Regions from separate parts of the Homo sapiens genome. Here region 1 is linked to region 2. Evidence: chromatin loops called from intact Hi-C (ENCODE). Cell type or tissue: ovary. All regions are shown on one strand. Each heading gives the region's core, and the rest is flanking DNA. Links, peaks and the distances in the headings are about the cores only. Region 1 has its middle 40 kb from the start of EPHB1. Region 2 overlaps KY (kyphoscoliosis peptidase).

Region 1 (8,726 bases), core at 385-8,384, 150 kb before region 2:
GGGATGCTAGATTAGTCTTCTGTAGGTGGCCAAAGACAAGAGCACGGTTTCTGTTGCCAGGAAAATCCAATGGGTGATGACGCCAGAGACAAAGGTAAGACAGGACCAGTTTATGCAGAAATGCCAATGAGCTAGCAAATGAAGGCCCTGATTCCTAAAAAGTCACAGGTCTAGCCTCAAAGGTCTAATCTTATAATAAGGCATAGGGTCAGAGACTGTATTAGTCTCCTGTTGCCACAGGAACAAATTACCACACGCTTAGTGGCTTAAAACAACACGGATTTGTTACTGAACAGTTCTAGAGTCAGAAGTCTAAAACCAAGGCGTAAGCAGAGCTGCATTCCTTCTGAAGGCTCTAGGGGAGAATCTGTTTCCTTGCCCTCTCCAGCGACTACAGGCCACCTGCATTCCTGGCTTTTGGTCCCTTCTTCTGCTTTCAAAGCCAGCAAGTTAGCATCTTTTCTGTCTGACCTTCCTGCCTCCCTTTTATAAGGACCCTCGTGATTACATCAGACCACCTAGGTAATTCAGAGTAATCTCACCATCTCACAATAATTAACTGAATCACATCTGCAGAGTCCCTTTTACCATGGGAGGTAACACATGCACAGGTTCCAGGGATTAGGATATGGACATCTTTGGCGAGGCCATTATTTAGCGTACCACAGAAATGAATTCTGGACACCCACAGATCTCAACTCAAGTTGCTAAGGGCAGTTCTCATAGGAAGTGAACCCTCAGGAAGGTCCTGAGGTGTGAACTTGAAGTGACTATCTTAGATCAGGGCCAATCTGAGGGGAGTTTAAGTGTCCCTGAACAAAGATTCAGCAGCCCTAGATCAGGAGATAATCAATAAATACCTGCAAAATGTTAAATGGCTAAGTGGCCTTGGCTTCACTCCTTAGGCCTTACTTAGGTTTCTCATGTGTGAACCGAAGAACACCCACCCCGCATACCTTCTGGGCGGCTGAGACCATCTAGTCTGCAGAACAGTGAGAGAGCAAATGTTGCTGTAAAGCCATCCAGTTTTCGGGCTTTTGTTACAACAGCCACAGTAAACGACTACAACACCCTAAGGGCTGTCTTTGTGCCAGGCATTATGTTGGCTACTGACAAATCAAGACATGGGCCCCTGCCATTGAGAAGTCCAGAGGCTAAAAGTAATTGCAAGATGAATCATTCATTTATTCAATGAATATTTACTGCATATGTACTGTATGAGCCGAGAAAAAGAGACCCAGTTCCTAACCTCATGGCACTTACAATCAGAGTTGTTACAGTCCTGGAGTTTACACTTGGAGTTTGCAATTGTGCCGTTTACAAGCCAGGCTTCAAATACATGGTTATATGTGATAGAAGCGTGTAACAGGCATAATAATTATCAGTTCTATCAGAAGCAGGGTGGGCACCTTAGATACATCATCGTGATGATTTTCAGGAGAGGTAACAAGTAGATTCTGATAAACACTTTGTGGTTTCCAAACCTTTCACTGTATTCCCCACTAGATCATCTCTGCCATCCTGATGCCCCTCCTTCCACCTGGCTGCACCTTCTCTGCTTTCCATTCCCCCCAAATTCCCCTCCACGGAGGGGCACATGGAAGTGCTCAGAACTTTGCTCCTCCCTAACACTGTCTCCTGCAGACCTAATGACTCCTATGGCTTTAGCACCACTACCTTTGGTGGGGACCCCCAAGGTTTGCCTTCCAACCAGACTCGTCAGTTACAATTCTGCACCATGCACCACCCCCCAAGGGCCCCTAGCCCCTCACTCCCAGTGTGTCTCCCCACAATCTCCTATACATGCATGTGCACATCTGACTTAAACTCAGTTACTTCTCATCTCTTTCCTAACTTTGTACATTTTTTCTGTCTTTAGGATGGAAAATTTTGGAGTAATTCTTGATTCCTCTTTTTCTACTCCTACCTCCAATATTCTGCCAATCATCAAATCCTGTCCATATTTAATAAGTATTACTGAATTGCAGTATTGATAAAACAACCTTGTCCTGAGAGTCCAGAGTTCTGAGTTTTAGCCCAGAGTCTAACTGTTTGACCATGAAATTATTTATGTAACTCATTTTGCTTGTCTGTGAAATGGGAGTTTGAGCAAGATAAGCTTTAAGGACTCTGGCAAATATTGCTGGTTGCCTACCCACTATCCATTCTCCTTTTACTCCTTAACAAAACCCTGATTCTTTCCTGGGAAGTGATATGCTCAGCCACAAACCCTGGTGCTCCCTAGCATCCAGTTTTGCCCTAAGGATGGCATTTGCTGCATCCTGTGTGTCCTCCTGGTCACAGAATCATCAGTGGCTGTGGGTAAGCAGCTGGTCCTTCATGCAAAAGATGAAAAAGGAAAGCATCTGCTTGCTTGATATCTCCATGGGAACATGGTGGTCTGTGCTTTAGAGGCTCAGAACCTGAGAGCAGGACAGACATTGGAGTCCACTGGGTCCCTATTTCCATCTGGCTCAGAGACCCAGACATGTGCAGGGTCTATGATTGCTACAAGATTCTCTGCCGTTGAACACATTCTGGGCCCATATAGCAGTTTCTCCTACTAGCCCTGGTCTCCCTTTTGGAGCTGGAAAAACAAGATGTGTGACAGCCCTTCAGATGTGACAGGTGCCCCCATCCCTGGAGTCTCCTCTTCTTCAGGTTCAGCTGGACCTTCAGCCTGTCAGGGCAGGACTGGTTTCCAGACCCCACACTGTACTGGTTTCTCAAATGTATTAGATAGCAGCCCTCCATCCCTGCACACCTAGGACTAGACTCCCCTCACGAGGCTGTCAATAAGGATACTTTGGGGCTGGGAGCAGTGGCTCACGCCTGTAATCCTAGCACTTTGGGAGGCCAAGGTGGGCAGATCACTTGAGCCCAGGAGTTTGAGACCAGCCTGGGCAACATGTCAAAACCCCATGTCTAAAAAAAATACAAAAACTATCCAGGTGTGGTGGCACACACCTGCAGTCTTAGCTACCCCCAGCTACTTGGGAGGCTGAAGTGGGAGAATCGCTTAAGCCCAGGAGGTCGAGGTTTCATTGAACTGTAATCATATCACTGCATTCCTGCCTGGGCAACAGAGTGAGACCCTGTCTCAAAAAAAGGATACCCTTCATAACTATTTAGGGGCCTCCCCAACACCTTGCCAAAAGTACAGTGCTAAGATGAAAGTTTCCCAGCTCTCTATGGGGAGTCCCTTCGGGAATGATCTCTACACAAAGGCCATAGGGAATTGTCTCCAATCTTAACCTGAACTCAGGAAGGCTACAACATAGAAGTCCAGAAGTTCTGTTATAAGATGCCATTTAGACCCAAAATACTGAAGTGTTCCTGGGGTGCCACATGGAGAGTGCCCTGCTCGGGCTGGGCAAGTTCCCAGCACAAAGGGCTCAATTACTGCCAGAAGCTCCTCTATACAACCTGCCTCCAGCCCCTCTGGCTCCAGCTTCCTGGCAGGGACTAAATAAAGCTTCCCTTGTCCCCTGGATGGGGCTCAGGTCATGCTGTGGACCCGTGTGAGCCTTTCTTCAAACCAGGTGGAAACCCCTCTGACACCATCCCTCAGGGGCAAAGTATGAGTATTATTTTGTGTTGTTTCATCAGTCACTGGTTACCTAAGCATTGCTTTTGGAAAACTCAAAGCACCAGTCAGTTCTCACAGCTCTTTCTGCCATCAAACACTCAAGAGGACCAGGTGAGTATTTAACTTATAATTGCTTAGCAACAGGTATCCAGGCTACGCAGGGGACTTACCAAGTTGTGGTTCCTCTCAGGATCTTCTCCACAGAAAGGAGCCAGGCTGAAAGAGGGATGGGGAAAGAAGCTGAGACTGAGCCCCAGTCCAGAAGAGGCACCTTGAGCAAGGCTGGAGAAAGCCCTCTGGTGTGGAGATGCCCCAGCCTCAAGCAGCTGGCACAATGAACAAACAAAGTAGGGTGATTTCTCCTGCTCAGAGGCCAAATCAGCCAAGGAGGAGCCTTGCAGTCACCCTAGAGCCAAAGTGCCCTGTGCATATAATGTGGTAGACTCACCCCTTATCTCCAGCTGAGCCCCCTGGAGATGCTCTCTGGGATCGGAGATGCTGATCACCTGAGAGCTGTGGCGCCATTCACAGACTCTCCACTAGAGGTCAGCTCTGGGTGAACACAGGGCTCTGCCCCTTCTCCTGGCTGGGAGCTCCAGGGCCTCCAGGGGCTCAGGGCTCAGGGCTCAGGGCTCAGGGCTCAGGGTTCAGGGCTCTGGCCTCTGGAAGGAGCTACCAGATAGGTGAATGTTGAAGTGCTCCCATCTCCCTTCTTTGTACCTGCTGTATCCTCCATAAATCAGCTCTCAGAGACAACATGGCCCAGCACCCTTCCTCTGAAGTCAGAATGACCTAATGACTCCTGTGGCTTTAGCACTGCTACCTTTAGTAAGGACCCCCAAGACATGAAGCCCAGCTGCCCAGGGACCCACATGTCTTGGCCAAGATACCTGCAGTGAAGAGGGAGCCCAGGGTGCAGCTGAGATAGGGAAAGTCCTGTTAGACTTGTCCATGAGACCCCCAAATGTCCCTCCTAGCCCTCTGGAGGTCTGTTTCCCATTTACTCATTGGGCTAGGGGGAAGGAGCTAAATGCTTGCCTGTCTCTATCTAGGAGTCATGGTTAGGAGTGGAGCAGATGGGGGCGTGGCGTCTGGAGCCCTTTTTAAGAAGACAAAAGTATGGCATACATTTGGGTGCTGGACTAACTGAACTCTTAAAAGAAATCTCACTTTGTAGAACACAGAAAATCAGAGCTGCCCTAGTTAGAGGAGGGTAGACACACTCCCAACTTCTGAGTGTCCCTCGGACACCCACCCTCCTGACCCCAGTTTTGAGCAGCCACTGAGGCACCTCTTGGAGAAGCCGAGAGTCTCAAGTACAGCTTGAAAATCATCAGGCAAGGCATCCTGAGGCCTTGAGCATCACCATAAGCCCAGACAGCATCCCCTCAATGCATGTGTTCCTGTCTGATAAAGGAAGGGAGTTGTGAAGCAAGAGGAGACCCTCCTCACACTGGGCAGCCATTGTGTTGACAAGATGAGCTGCATCATCTACCAAAACCCCAGAAGAAAATGCTGGCCTTCTGAGTAGATTCCTGGCGGGCGAATATGGGCAGCCCAGGGTCTCTGAGCATTAGCCCCACTGCTCTCATGGTTGCTTGGCCTAGCCAGACAGCCTCAGGGCATTGGAGGACAAGGAAGAGAGTCCCTGAGGCTATGGCACCACTTCGCCTGCTGGTGGTGTGTGTAGCCCCATCACCGTGTGTGTGATGCAGCCAAGCCAAGGCAGGAGGGAATGTGCTCCACCCCAGCAGGGGCCATTCACCAGGAAGGTCCTTTGGGCTCAGGGATGCCATTTCATCATATTTTTGGCAAAGACTGAACAATGTATAAAGGGACATTGTACATTGTCCACAGGAACTTCCTGAAAAGAGGAGCCAGATCTTAAAACACAAGAGCAACACACATGCATAGAACCCCCACGTGCAAGCACAAACCTCACAGATACTCACAAGATGCACACACTAGTGTGTGGCTTACACGTTTGTGTCCCACACTTCTATGCACTGAGGCAGTATTGCAAAACGGTCAGGAGTGTGGATGCTGAGCCTAGAGAACTCTGTTCTGTCTAGCTCTGTGTCCTCAGGTAAGTTACCCCACCTCTCTGAACTTTTCTTTCCTCATTTGAAAAAGTGCATGCGTCAGAATTATCTACCTCCAAGGCGCATTATGAGGATGGGCTGGAAAACTTACCTGCAAACTCCCAGCCTGAGATTAGTGCCTGACCATTGGAATGTGACTGTGTATGTTTTCCTACCATGATAGGCTAAGTCAGGGGAGCAAAGACTCTGGAAATCATGAGGTGCTTGCTTGTCTTATGCTCTAGGTGATGGGCCCTGGCCCTGGTGGCTGTTGCTGTCTTTATGCCAGTTTTCCAGCTCCAGAGGTCTATGGAGACCAAGGGTCCTTAGCTCACTATGTGTCACAAGACCTGCAGCATGTGGGCCATCAGAGGGATGGCATTTGTGCACTTTCGGCCCATATAGTGCTTGCTGGGAAGGCCCAGGAGTCAATGACAAATCCCCATGGAGGCAGGCACTGACCGCAGGGAGACAATAAGAGGGAAAGAGAGCTAGGATAAATATAGAGGAGAAACTCTAAATAGAGTGGTGACAGATGCAAAGAGAACGAGTAGACACGGTCTGTATATAGAGCTCAGCTTAGAAAGACCATACAGAGGCAGACAGCCAGACACCCACTGATAGACAGGCAGAAACATAGTGAGAAAGACCATTCTCCAGGATCATGGGCTCGAGTAATTGCTCATGCACAGACACCCACACTTGAGGACAGAGAAAAAAAAAGATGAAAACACAGATCCCCATCTGCCTATGACCTTCGTGCCCACTTCGTGCCTGAACTCCCCAGAGGCCCTTTCTTCTCAGCAGCTGTGTTTCTGCCAGGCTCCTGGCCACCAGACCCATATCATGCCCGGGCAGTGGTAGAGCCTGGAAGCGGTAGGCAGAGAGTGGGGCAGAGCAGGTCACCAGCAAGCTGAAGCAGGGGGAGGAGGAGACACAGTGGCTTCAAACAGTTCAGGGTCCAGTGTGGCCATAGGCAATTACCAAGGAGCCCTCACTTGTCAGCCCTGAATTTTAATGGTATTAATGAGACCTCATGTAATTTTCTCCCCGGATAAGGTGCTTTTCTTCTACAATTGCTGGTCCCGTGCACCTGTACCTCTCCCTTGTCCTGGCTTTGCCCACTCGGTGTCAGGGAAGGGGAGCACAGCTGACATCTTTTCTGTCTTCTTTTTATTATTGTAATTAATTATTTGCAAGGGGGATAAATGAGTGTGCTGTCTATGTATGTAATCATCTGACATCCCATTGGTAATTTCCTGCAGGAGGAGTTGGCTGCTGTCCACCGCTGCGAAATGAGGGTGCAAGAGAGAGAGGGCAAAGCAGGAGAAATGAGGCTGGAACATGCCCAGCCCAGCCAATCCTCCTCGGGCTTCCCTCTCCTTGACAGGGAGGTCAGTCATGTATCATGCACGCAGCTCATATGTGTTGGACACTTTCCTCAGGCACAGGGCTGGTTGTGGTAATGGCCACACCTGGTAAGGCCTCTGTCATCCTGGGAAGTCCTCCCAAATGTCCATATGCAGAGTGTTCTGGAGATGGGTTAACTCACCCAAAAACATCTACTCTTGGGTTCTCTCTGGTTCCCTCTTGCCCCTTCAAGTAGTCTTTCTTGGTCTCTTTTATTGATTATGCTTTTTACTTCTTGCCCTTTAAGTGCTGGGGTTCTCAAGATGTCCCTCTTGGCCCTCTTCTCTGCTCACTGTAAAGCACTAGTTCAGGAAGTCCATCCACCCTCAACACATGCTGGGCAAGCCTGCTGGCTTGAGTCAGGCCCAGGGGAGTAGTGAGGAAAGCCCCGTCCCTGCCCACAAGGAGCTCCATCTTCTAGGAACGCAGCCAGAAACACAACTCCAATAAAACCAATGAGCTCTGTCTTTGTGGACTATAAGAAGTGCTGAGGGAGCCCAGACTTTTTTTTCCCTTTCTGGAAAATGAGGATTTTCATGGAGTCTTATAGAGTTGTTGGGATTATTGAATAATGGAAAGTGCTTAGAACAGTGCCTGGGAAAATGTTAAGGGCTCAGTAAAGTAAGACGCATAAATATAATATCCTGAGCCACTTCGGTCTCTAGCCCAGACCTTTCCCTGTGGTTGCAGATAAACATACCTACCCCTTCCCCCAGCCACATCCATGTGGGCATCCAGCTGGCACCTCAAATCCTACAGGTCCCAGTGGAACTCATCTCCCACCATCTATGAGTGCTCCCAACAGTGACAGCACAGCCATTCACCCATGGCTCCAGTTGCCTGAGCTAGAACCTCGGAGCCATCTCTCACCCCCACCTAAGCAGTCATAGTGCCCTGGGAAGTCTAGTGGGGTCGGGCTGAGGTATGAAAACCCCTGAACTAAAAGCATGTAGGTTCATCAAAAAGTTAAGCATCAAATTAGCCTATAGGCATATACTCATAGATATTTACTCAAAATAATTGAAAATAGGTACTCAAATCTTTGTACAGAAACACATAGCAGCACTATTCACGATAACCAAAAGGTCAGCCAGTGGATGAGTGGATAAATGAAAAGTGGTATGTACTTACAATGGAATATTATTCAGCCATAAAAAGGAATGAAGTACATTCTACAACATGGATGGACTTTTAAATAATTATACTAAGTGAAAGAAACTAGATCAAAAAGGTCACACATTGTGTGATTCTAGTTATATGAAATGTCCATATTGTATGATTCTAGTTACATGAAATGTCACATATTGTGTGATTCCAGTTATATGAAATAGGCAAATCTATTCAGACAGTTAATGGGTGAAACGGTTTCCTTTGGAGTAACAGGAATGTTGTGGAACTAGACAGAGGTGGTGGTTGCACAATATTGTGAATCCATAGGAATTCCATTGTGAATCCATAGGAAATCCATTGTGAATCCATAAATGCCACTGAATTGCTCACTTTTAAACAGTGTTATGTTGTAGAAATTTCATCTCAATTTTTTTAAAAAGCAAACAAAGCTTTCTCTGGAGACTCTGTTGGTTTTGGACATAAACCCCTTTCTTCTGCCAGCCCAGAAATGCCCAGCACTTCTAGGCAAGAAAGAC
Region 2 (8,726 bases), core at 428-8,427:
CAGAAGGGGAAGCAATGGCATTGGAGTTAAGCAGTGCTCAGAGAGTGGGATGAGGGCCAGTCCTCAAAGAGTGGGGGTCGCAAAGAGGGGAGAGTACTCAGAGGAAGGCGTGGAGGCCAGCAGCCTAGGTCCTCCAAGGTCTGAGAGGCCTCGTTATTAGGAAGTCACTGGAGGGTGGGGGCAGAGGGAAGTCACTGCAGTGCCAGAGAGCTGACCGGCAGAGGGGAAATGGAGGCAGTGGGGGGATGTGTGGGAGTGTAGGGCAGGTGCGGAGTGGGCAGTATGTGACAGGGTTGGGACAGCTTTTGAGCTGGGACAGCCACGAAGAAGGTAGAGGGGCTGTCTAAGCAGCCTCCCCATCATGCTGGCCCATGTGGTCTTCTCCCATTCCTGAGGTGGGAGTTGGCATGGAATGCAGATTCAATGAGAAGTCTATTAAGGCCTTTGTCCTAGAGCCCAGGCACAGTGTTCTGCCTCCCCTACCAAGAGTCCAAGCTAGGGGAAAGTTCCTAGGGACATGGATCAGACAGCCTCTCTCCTTCCTTTGCACTCAACTGTGAACGGGGCTGGGGAGGTTGCTGGGGCTGGGAGCAGATGACCAGCTTCTGAGAGAATTAAGACCAGGCTCTAAGAGAAGCCACGGTCCCTCCCTGTGGCCCTGGAAGCCAGGAGGGACCAGGCAGGTGGGTCCTCATGGGCTACAAAGACTGGAGAACTGACCACCTGTCCCTCAAAATCAATGACCAGGACAGACGAAGATGAAACTTCAGAGCAAGGGGAGAGATGGGGGGTGGCAGTGTGGGGGTTGCAAAAGACCCTCCTGTGCACACACTGACTCTTCAGGACCCATTCCTGAAACATGGCTAAGATACACCTATGTGAGAAGCATGGGGTGGGGGAGGTGGGGATCAGGGAACTGCCCCACCCCAACCTCCTATGCACAGTCTCAGGGAGTGAAGCCATTCTCACTAGTTTTAAGGACAATGCGTTGACATGACAGCATTGACACTTAGACAGATGCTACAGGGAGCAAGGTGCAAGCTAGACCTGAGACTTGGGGGAGATGGTGCCCCTCCTGACCCATGACCCTCTCTGGACACAGGCAACCTTCATCTAATGTGAATCAATTGGGCAGGATGCACACATACAGCTTGGGATAAATTTTTCTAGAGGCCCCTTAGCTTTCATTTCTCTCAAAGAAAACCACCTGAAGGGAGCAGGGAACCCTTCCAGCGGTGTGCTGCCGCTGGCTGATGCCATGCTCAGTGAAGTCATATTGGTTGCTTGAAATGGACTGTGGTGAAAGTATTAACACCGTGGAAATAGACAAGCTCTATAAGTCAGGACGTTTTTCTCCCAGGGAGACAGTTGTTAAACATTTACCAGCACATCAGCACGTGCTGGACCCATCTCTGCTGACCCTGACTTTCTCTCCTCAGTGAATGGGAAGGCCACGGTCACCATTGAGAGCTGCGCCCCGACGCTGTTCATGTTCATGCTCAATGGCAAGCAAGAGCATGGGCTGCTGAGCCTAAGGAAGAATGGGATGAAGTTGGAGGTGTACCCTCCAACCATGGGCACTCACAAGCTGCAGATCTTTGCCAAGGGCAACTCCGACATCTACAGCTCAGTGCTGGAGTACACGCTCAAGTGCAATTATGTGGACATGGGTGTCCAGCTGCCTGCTGAGCTTCACCAGCCCGTGGGCCCCAGCTGGTTCTCGGAGCAGATGGGCATCATGAAGCCCTCCCACCCTGACCCTATCATCCACACCAGCGACGGGCGCTGCTCCATCAGCTTCAGCGTGGAGGAGGGCATTAATGTCCTGGCTTCCCTCCACGGGGATGATGGCCCCATCACTGAGGAGACACAGCGGCGCTACATCTTCCAGCTGCACCGGGAGAAGCAGACCGAGCTGAAAGTCCAGCTGCCCCATGCAGGCAAGTTTGCCCTCAAGATCTTTGTCAAGAAGAGGCAGGAACCAGGAAACTACATCTTCGTCTTTAATTACCTTGTATGCTGTGCCAACACCAAGGTGAACTGGCCCATGTTCCCTGAGAGCTTTGGCAACTGGGGACAGGACAATGAGCTGCTGGAACCTCTGTCAGGTGTGCTTCCTGCCAACCGGAATGTCCCATTCAAATTGAAGCTGCATGGTATTGCCAAAGTCCTGGTGAAGGGGCAGGACACATGGCCCCTGACCCTGAACCACGAGGGCTACTGGGAGGGAAGCTGCAGCACAGCTGGCTGCCAGGAAGTCTATGTCATGGTGCTGGAGAATGCCAACCACAATTTCTACTCCTACATCCTGAAATACAAAGTGAATGCCCAGTGAGGGCTGTGCCCCGGTCTTACCCTCCCAAAGGGCCAAGGCCAGACCTCCCCAGGGAGGGCTCGAAGGAAGTGCAGGGAGCCCTGGACACCACTGAGTCTGCATGAAATCCCTTCTAGGCCTCTGCCTCAGTGTCCCACCTCTGCCACAGGAGCTGTGATCTTTGTGTTCTGAAGGCTTCACTCAGGTGTGGCTGTGACTGAGGGGGCAGAGGCAGTGGCTCTTTAGAAGGAAAAGGTGCTATGTAAATCTAAGGTATTGTAAACTGTACACCTGCATCCAGATGCCCCTTCTCGTATTAGTGCTGCTGCTGTTGTTGTTGCTGTAGGGTTGATGAGGGAAAGCAGGGATATTGCCCAGGTTGACAGCTTTTCACATGATGCTTAGAGAATTCTCTTCCATGCCCAAGGGGACATGATTTGCAAGGCTGGGTTGTCCTTGAATCACAGAGCCCCTTTCAAGCAATATCACCGTGCCTCTCGACAGCTCCGAGCCCCCAGGGAATCTTGGACTATCTTCTCCTCCCAGACCTGATCATCTTCTGCATCCTGCTGCCTCTTCATTAGCTACTTCTTGTTCTTCAAGAGCCCAAGAAAAAGGGTGTGGTGAGGAAGCCAGCTGACCCACAACTGGCTGGAAGCTGATCGTCTCCAACATCCCTAAGTATAGTCAGGAATGTGACAACCAGAAAGTTGTGAGGAGACTGCAAAGCAAAGAGCAGCCCATGCCCGCTGTGGCTGTGCAGGTGGGAGGGACACTGTCGGCAGAGCTGCAGCCTTGGTCTGAGGGTGTAAGACCTCCAGCTCTGCTCTGAGAGGAGTACACAGGGCAGGTAGTTCAGTCTAAGGCCTGGAGTGCCCTCCAGGCCCTCACAGAGCCTGGGCCTCAGGCCCCTGCCCCACCTCCACAGAGAGCCTCCAGAGGCTGGCCAGGCCCTTGGGGAGTCTTGTGGATAGCCCTGAATAAGGACCTGGGCGCAGATCAGGTGAGTAGTGCAGTGCGGCAATGCCGAGGAGACTCACACTTTAACAGGGCTCTGCCTGCCCCCAGTGTCTCTACCAGCAAAGCCAGGGCTGGGAAGAATTCCAGCTGCACGAGAGCAGCTTTTGTGCCTGTCTCGGAGAAAACATCCTATCCCGTCTCCTTTCCTCCCTTCTCTGAGAAGACAGCCCCCTCCAGTCTCACCTTGCATGGGGACAGCTCAGGGCTCCTTGCTTGCTCAGGCACAGACTGAGAGGCCTCAGCTGCCCAGCTGGCCCTCAGCAGCGCCTCAGGCTGCCGTTGCCATGGCAACGGAGGAAAGGCTGACTTCAGCGAGGGCAGATAAGAGGGAAAGGCGAGAGAGGCCCCACATGGCCACTGCAGAACCATCCTGGCACACAGACATGCTCCCTGCTGAACTCCCGGCTTCTCCAGCTCCGTGGCCCCTGGCTGTCTCAGTGCCCCCCAACCCCTGAGAGCCAGCACTGCCTGGCACCTCTCCCCACAGCCCCTCCACAGGCCTCCAGGCTCAACCACAGCCAGGGCCAGCTGGGACCCTCATAGCTTCCTCCGTGGCACTCACCCTCACATCCCTGTATCCAACAAATGCTCACAGAAGTACCAGATGCTTGGGCTACAGAGGTGAACCAAGGGGGCCCGGCCCCTGCCATCCAGAGTACAGGGTGAGGAAACTGCCAGGCAGCAGCAGCCTTCCCTGCCCAGGCCTGACTGAAGATCCAGGCTCCAGACACTTCTGTTCATTATCCCCCGGGATCCCTCCCCTAAAAGTCCCCACTGCCACCCAGCACGGTGGCCTAGCCCAGAACCAGCTCACAAGGGTGCCCATCATCCAACAGGCCGGCGGCCTCGAGCAAAAGGGGTGTCTCCCCTGGGGGGCTGAACTGTCCTGGGCAGGTCCTGCGCCCTCCGCAGTCTCTGCCACCGAGGCCACCCAGCCAGCCTCGTGTCACTCACACCTGAAAAATGCACAAAGGCCCCGGAGGCATAACAGCTATGCACCACCACAGGGAAACAAAGGGAGTTTTACACCCTGAAAACAGCCGTCTTGCACACTTCTGATTTTATGGGCTTAAAGAAATGTGTTTGTTTCATCAAAACAATAAGTGCCTTCGATGACGCATGTCACTCACTGGACCCCGCGCTGGCTGCCTCGCTTAGTCCTGCTGGAGACCCCCATACCTTTTCGATATGCAATATAATTAATCAATACATCCTGGAGCATTGCAGAGAATGCCACCCAGCAAAATAGGAGCTGTCCCCAGCACCAGAGAGGGAGGCCCCGCCCCTCAAAGCACCGCAGGGCATCAGCAAGCCCCTCCCTCTCGTTTAACTAGGCACCCCCTTTGTAAAGACAGCTGTAGGCGCAGTCAGAAAATCACCTGCATTTCTTTCCACTGAAGTAAAAATACATGAAATGAAATCTAATCTTCATGAATTTTTACACGCATGCTGCTCAGGGTAGACATTCGGAGTTGCATTTTGAAGGCTTTTCTTTAAATCCCCATCTTTGTTTCCCGGGCGACGAGTCCCAGTCGCCGGCGGAATGGCACGGGCGCCCCCAGGTGTCCGAAGTGCGGAGCTGCCGGCGCTGCACACCGCGAGGCTGATCTATCACCGGGCTTTTTCGCAGAACTTGAAAATGCTGTGGAAATGTTTATGTTAAAATCACTAGGTGCTTTCTCGTGGCTTCTCAGCGCTACCTTATGTGTACACGGAGGACATCTTTGTCACGCACAAGCTGTGAGGGCATCCTGGGGGACAACCTGGTGTGTTGAAAAGACAAGGGATGTGATGGGACTGTTTTGCCTGGAAATAACTTCTTGAAACAGAAGCACTTGACATAGGACTGGATGGAACAGCTGTGACTACACTCATTACTATACCATTGAAGGATTGGAACCGATCAAACTCAGAAAGTATCTGCTTGCAATTCTCAGGATGGCAGCCCCCAGGCCACAGGGCAGAAGGGAACCGAGGGTGGAGGAGTGGTGGGCAGAGGCACTACAACCACAACTTCAGTACACTTCTTTCCAGCTTGTTTCAGAAGTGCCATAGCTCAGCTGGACTCCATTTTCAATCTGATTATGATCATTGTGAGTTCCCCATATGTTACATTGTCCTACCAGGACAGCCTCCTCACTGCCTGCTAAGATTAAAAGTAAATAAATAGACTAACTGAAGCATGAAGGATTTCGGCTAGACATAAAGAACTATTTCCTGTTGTTAAGCAGGAGGGACAAGTTGCCAAGAAAGTTTGTGAAATCCTCTTCTCAAAGGACTTGAAAAGGAGAAAAGTTTTCCCAGTGGTCTGAGGTTTTAGATGCCATGTTCACTAGAAGGAGTGGGTTTTCTCCTCTCCAAACCAATTAATTCCTGAGATATCCTGGTCTGCCTGCAGCAAACAGAGGGTTAACAGCATCACTACATCATTTGCTATTGGCAAAATTTTCGAAGATGGTGTGCCTCTATTGCCCGCCTCAGTTTATCTTAGGTCTATAATTTCTTTTCATTTGGAGTAAGTAGTCGGCAATTGAAAGAGGTGATTACTTCTCATAATGTGTGCATTGAGTTGTGTGGGCCGGTGGCTGTTGAGTATGCTTTCTCCATGTTGTTGCTGGTGTTGTTTTTCAATAAAATTTATATTCATTTTTATCCAACAATGTAATTATCGATTCATTCTTATCATGTATCTCACAAGGTGGGAAATGGAGAGAAACAGGAAAAATGCTTTCATGTTCAAAGGAAGCCCTAGAAAAAAATCAATGTCCCAGCCAGTTGAATGCGACGGTGAGATGCGAATGGAATGTCAGGCAAATAGCTATTTCACATTAAAGAAAACATAATCAGGTTAGCTCCAGCCACTCTATGGTTCACATGCCTTTGAAGAACACGAAGGCACTGTTTCTTTCATTGAATCTTGTTTAACTTGAAAATTTTAAAGTCAATCCTAATTTATTTTTACAGTGGGAGAAAAAAAATTACCAAAAATGCCTATCAGCCTACTTTTCTTTTGAATGTATATAAATATGTACTTCTTGATATTCATATACATGCAGAAACTTTCCAGCCGGTCACCTAAGCAGATTATTCATAAACTAGACATTTAGAGAAATACAGAAAATGAAAAATCCAGACATTTCTGAGAAGCTGCTGTAACCATGGAGACCATTCTCGTAGCTGTAGTGTGAAGGACAAAAAGAACTTGTGTTCCCAAATCTGGCTTCGTCATGTCTCTCGCTGCTAGATCCACAAAAACGAGGCCCAGCATGCTTCTCCTTAGGAAGGAGACCCGGCAGCATATTAAGAGGAAGTCAGAAGAAACAGTCTTCCACACAAAAGAAGGAGTAGCTCTTGAGTTATTAGAACAGTCTGAAAATGCCATCCCCAAAGCTGGAGTGGATGACCTCCAATGTCCCTTCCAGTCCGGAGAGTTTGTGATGCCGTGTCTCTGTGAACAGATGCTGGCAGGCAGTGGGCCTGGGGTTGTCAGTTACAGAACATCTGAAGGGCCCTGCTGTGGAACATCTGAAGGGCCCTGCTGTGTTAAGAGCCTGCCCCTGGAGCCCCTGGCAGACTGCACTGCTGGCTCCTCTCTTGCCTGAGGGCAAGGGGCTGGAGAAAGCCCAGCAGAGGGACCAAAGGGGAAGAACAGCCTCTGACAGGATGCTGGTTCTGTCTGATTTTGCAAGCAGAACTAAAGGAAACTGAAAGTTAACGGGGATGTCCTCTTTGGGGTGTCCCACAGGCATCTCCGAGTCAAAAGATGCTAAACTGGAGTTACTTCTCTCCCTCAAATTACTCCCAACTCCTCCTGGGTCCCCAGTTCAGTAAATGCATCCCTATCCAACCAGATAACTAAGTTAGACTCATGGCAGTCACTGGTGATGAAACCCAGTCCCTTCTGGATGTGTCTCACCTCCCACCTGCTCTCCCAACTCCACCTTCTCTCCTTTCCCACGACCTGCTACAAACCAGGTCCTCATGATCTCAGCTATACTGTTTGTGTCTTATACTTTCCATGGGGAGATGAAGCCTCCCGGCCCTATTACTGTCCACAATGGCCTCCCATTCATATATTCTTATCACACTAGGACGATAGGGTTGTTAAGACAAGGTTTCCAAGAAATCCTTTCAGAACAATCTCACCATCTCTGGAAAGACATAATTGGTATTAGGCACTAGCGGGAAAGGCAGGTCTTCAACAAAAAACTGGTTTTTATAGGGAATCGGAAAGAAGCACTGTCTCCTTTTTCTCTAAAGAGACAAGGTGCCAAGGCCACCCAGTCAGCCTCGTGTCACTCATGCCCGAAAAATGCACAAAGGCCCCAGAGGCATAATAGTTATGCACCACCACAGGGAAACGAGGGGTGTTTTACACCCTGAAAACAGCCTTTTTGCACACCTTTGATTTTACGGGCTGAAAGAAATGTATTGTGTTTCATCAAAATAATAAGCACCTTCGATGATGCATGTCACTCGCTGGACCCCACACTGGCTGCCTCGGCCTACTTCACTACTGGGTGAGGGTATGCAGGGTGGCTCTTCGTACCACAGCCAGGCGGGGGACTCAATGGGGTGCAGAGGTGGAGCCCTACCTGCAGGTAAACAAGCTCCATCTTGAAGCCAGACTCTCCACATCCATGGCTTCCAGCTTATTTCCCTCCTGTCCTCCTGCACCAACAGCAGCACAGATCATATGTTCAGGTGGACCAGTTCTATTCCCAGGAGAACAGATGCTGAGACACAGTAGGAATGTAAACAGTGTGCTGGAGGCAATACCTGTGGAAGTTAAAAGGGAGGGGGGAAGCAGGATGAGTCAGAGAGAAGCTCAGACAATGGTGCAAGTCTGACCAAGTCCCAGCCAACCCAACAGGAAGTTCCAAAACAAAGATTTGTATTAGAAGAGTCTGGAGCTGTACAGAAATGGCCAGGCCCTAGAGAAACCATCATGCTCAGCCACTTGCTGGGGCTGCCTGGCAAGAGCTTGGCCTCAGTTCAAAAGCTCAGGCAGACCTTGAAGGTGCTAACACCTGGAGTCTCTCCGCGACCTGCACTCCTTGCAGAGAATCAGCAACTTCTTCCAGAAGGGAGACCTGTGCAGCACACACAAGTTAACTTGCCTATGCTATGGAGGGTTCAGGAAAGACTGGGTGAGGGTTCTGTGTGTGCAGTCAGCATACCCAAAGCCATCTGGGATCCAGCAATCACTGAAAAGTCTTCACAAGATGGTTTGTGGAAGGGACAGCGGCCTCTACATAGGAGAAATATGTACTCCAAGGGCCCACTTTCAAGGTGTTGTGGACTAATTTGATGAAAGGCAGCTTCTTTCTTATTTCTCCTTCTCTCCCTCTTGCCCCTGCCATCCAGGGAAGCCTCAACACAACAGCCAAGA

The links. Peaks named below come from ENCODE experiments on the same cell type or tissue, not always from the same donor. Only the 100,000 strongest peaks of a DNase experiment are listed, where the experiment ranks them.
Region 1: it touches region 2 in a loop (2.5-fold over the local background); 42 of 110 quality-filtered maps call a loop at or near these places.

What each region holds. Positions count from the first base shown.
Region 1 is chr3:134,750,738-134,759,463 of GRCh38, reverse strand. It overlaps a transcript of CEP63 not described here. Among named protein-coding and RNA genes, the nearest start is that of EPHB1, 40 kb to the left of the region's middle. In ovary, for the core only: no CTCF peak of the experiment used is centred there; a DNase peak (open chromatin) is centred at 4,133.
Region 2 is chr3:134,597,188-134,605,913 of GRCh38, reverse strand. It overlaps KY (kyphoscoliosis peptidase), which reads left to right. Exons shown (of 11, transcript NM_178554.6): 11 at 1,440-5,991. The coding sequence ends at 2,335. It also overlaps a transcript of CEP63 not described here. Among named protein-coding and RNA genes, the nearest start is that of KY, 49 kb to the left of the region's middle. RefSeq lists a silencer at 1,553-1,847. In ovary, for the core only: a CTCF peak has its summit at 4,897 (motif pointing left); DNase peaks (open chromatin) are centred at 3,625 and 4,893.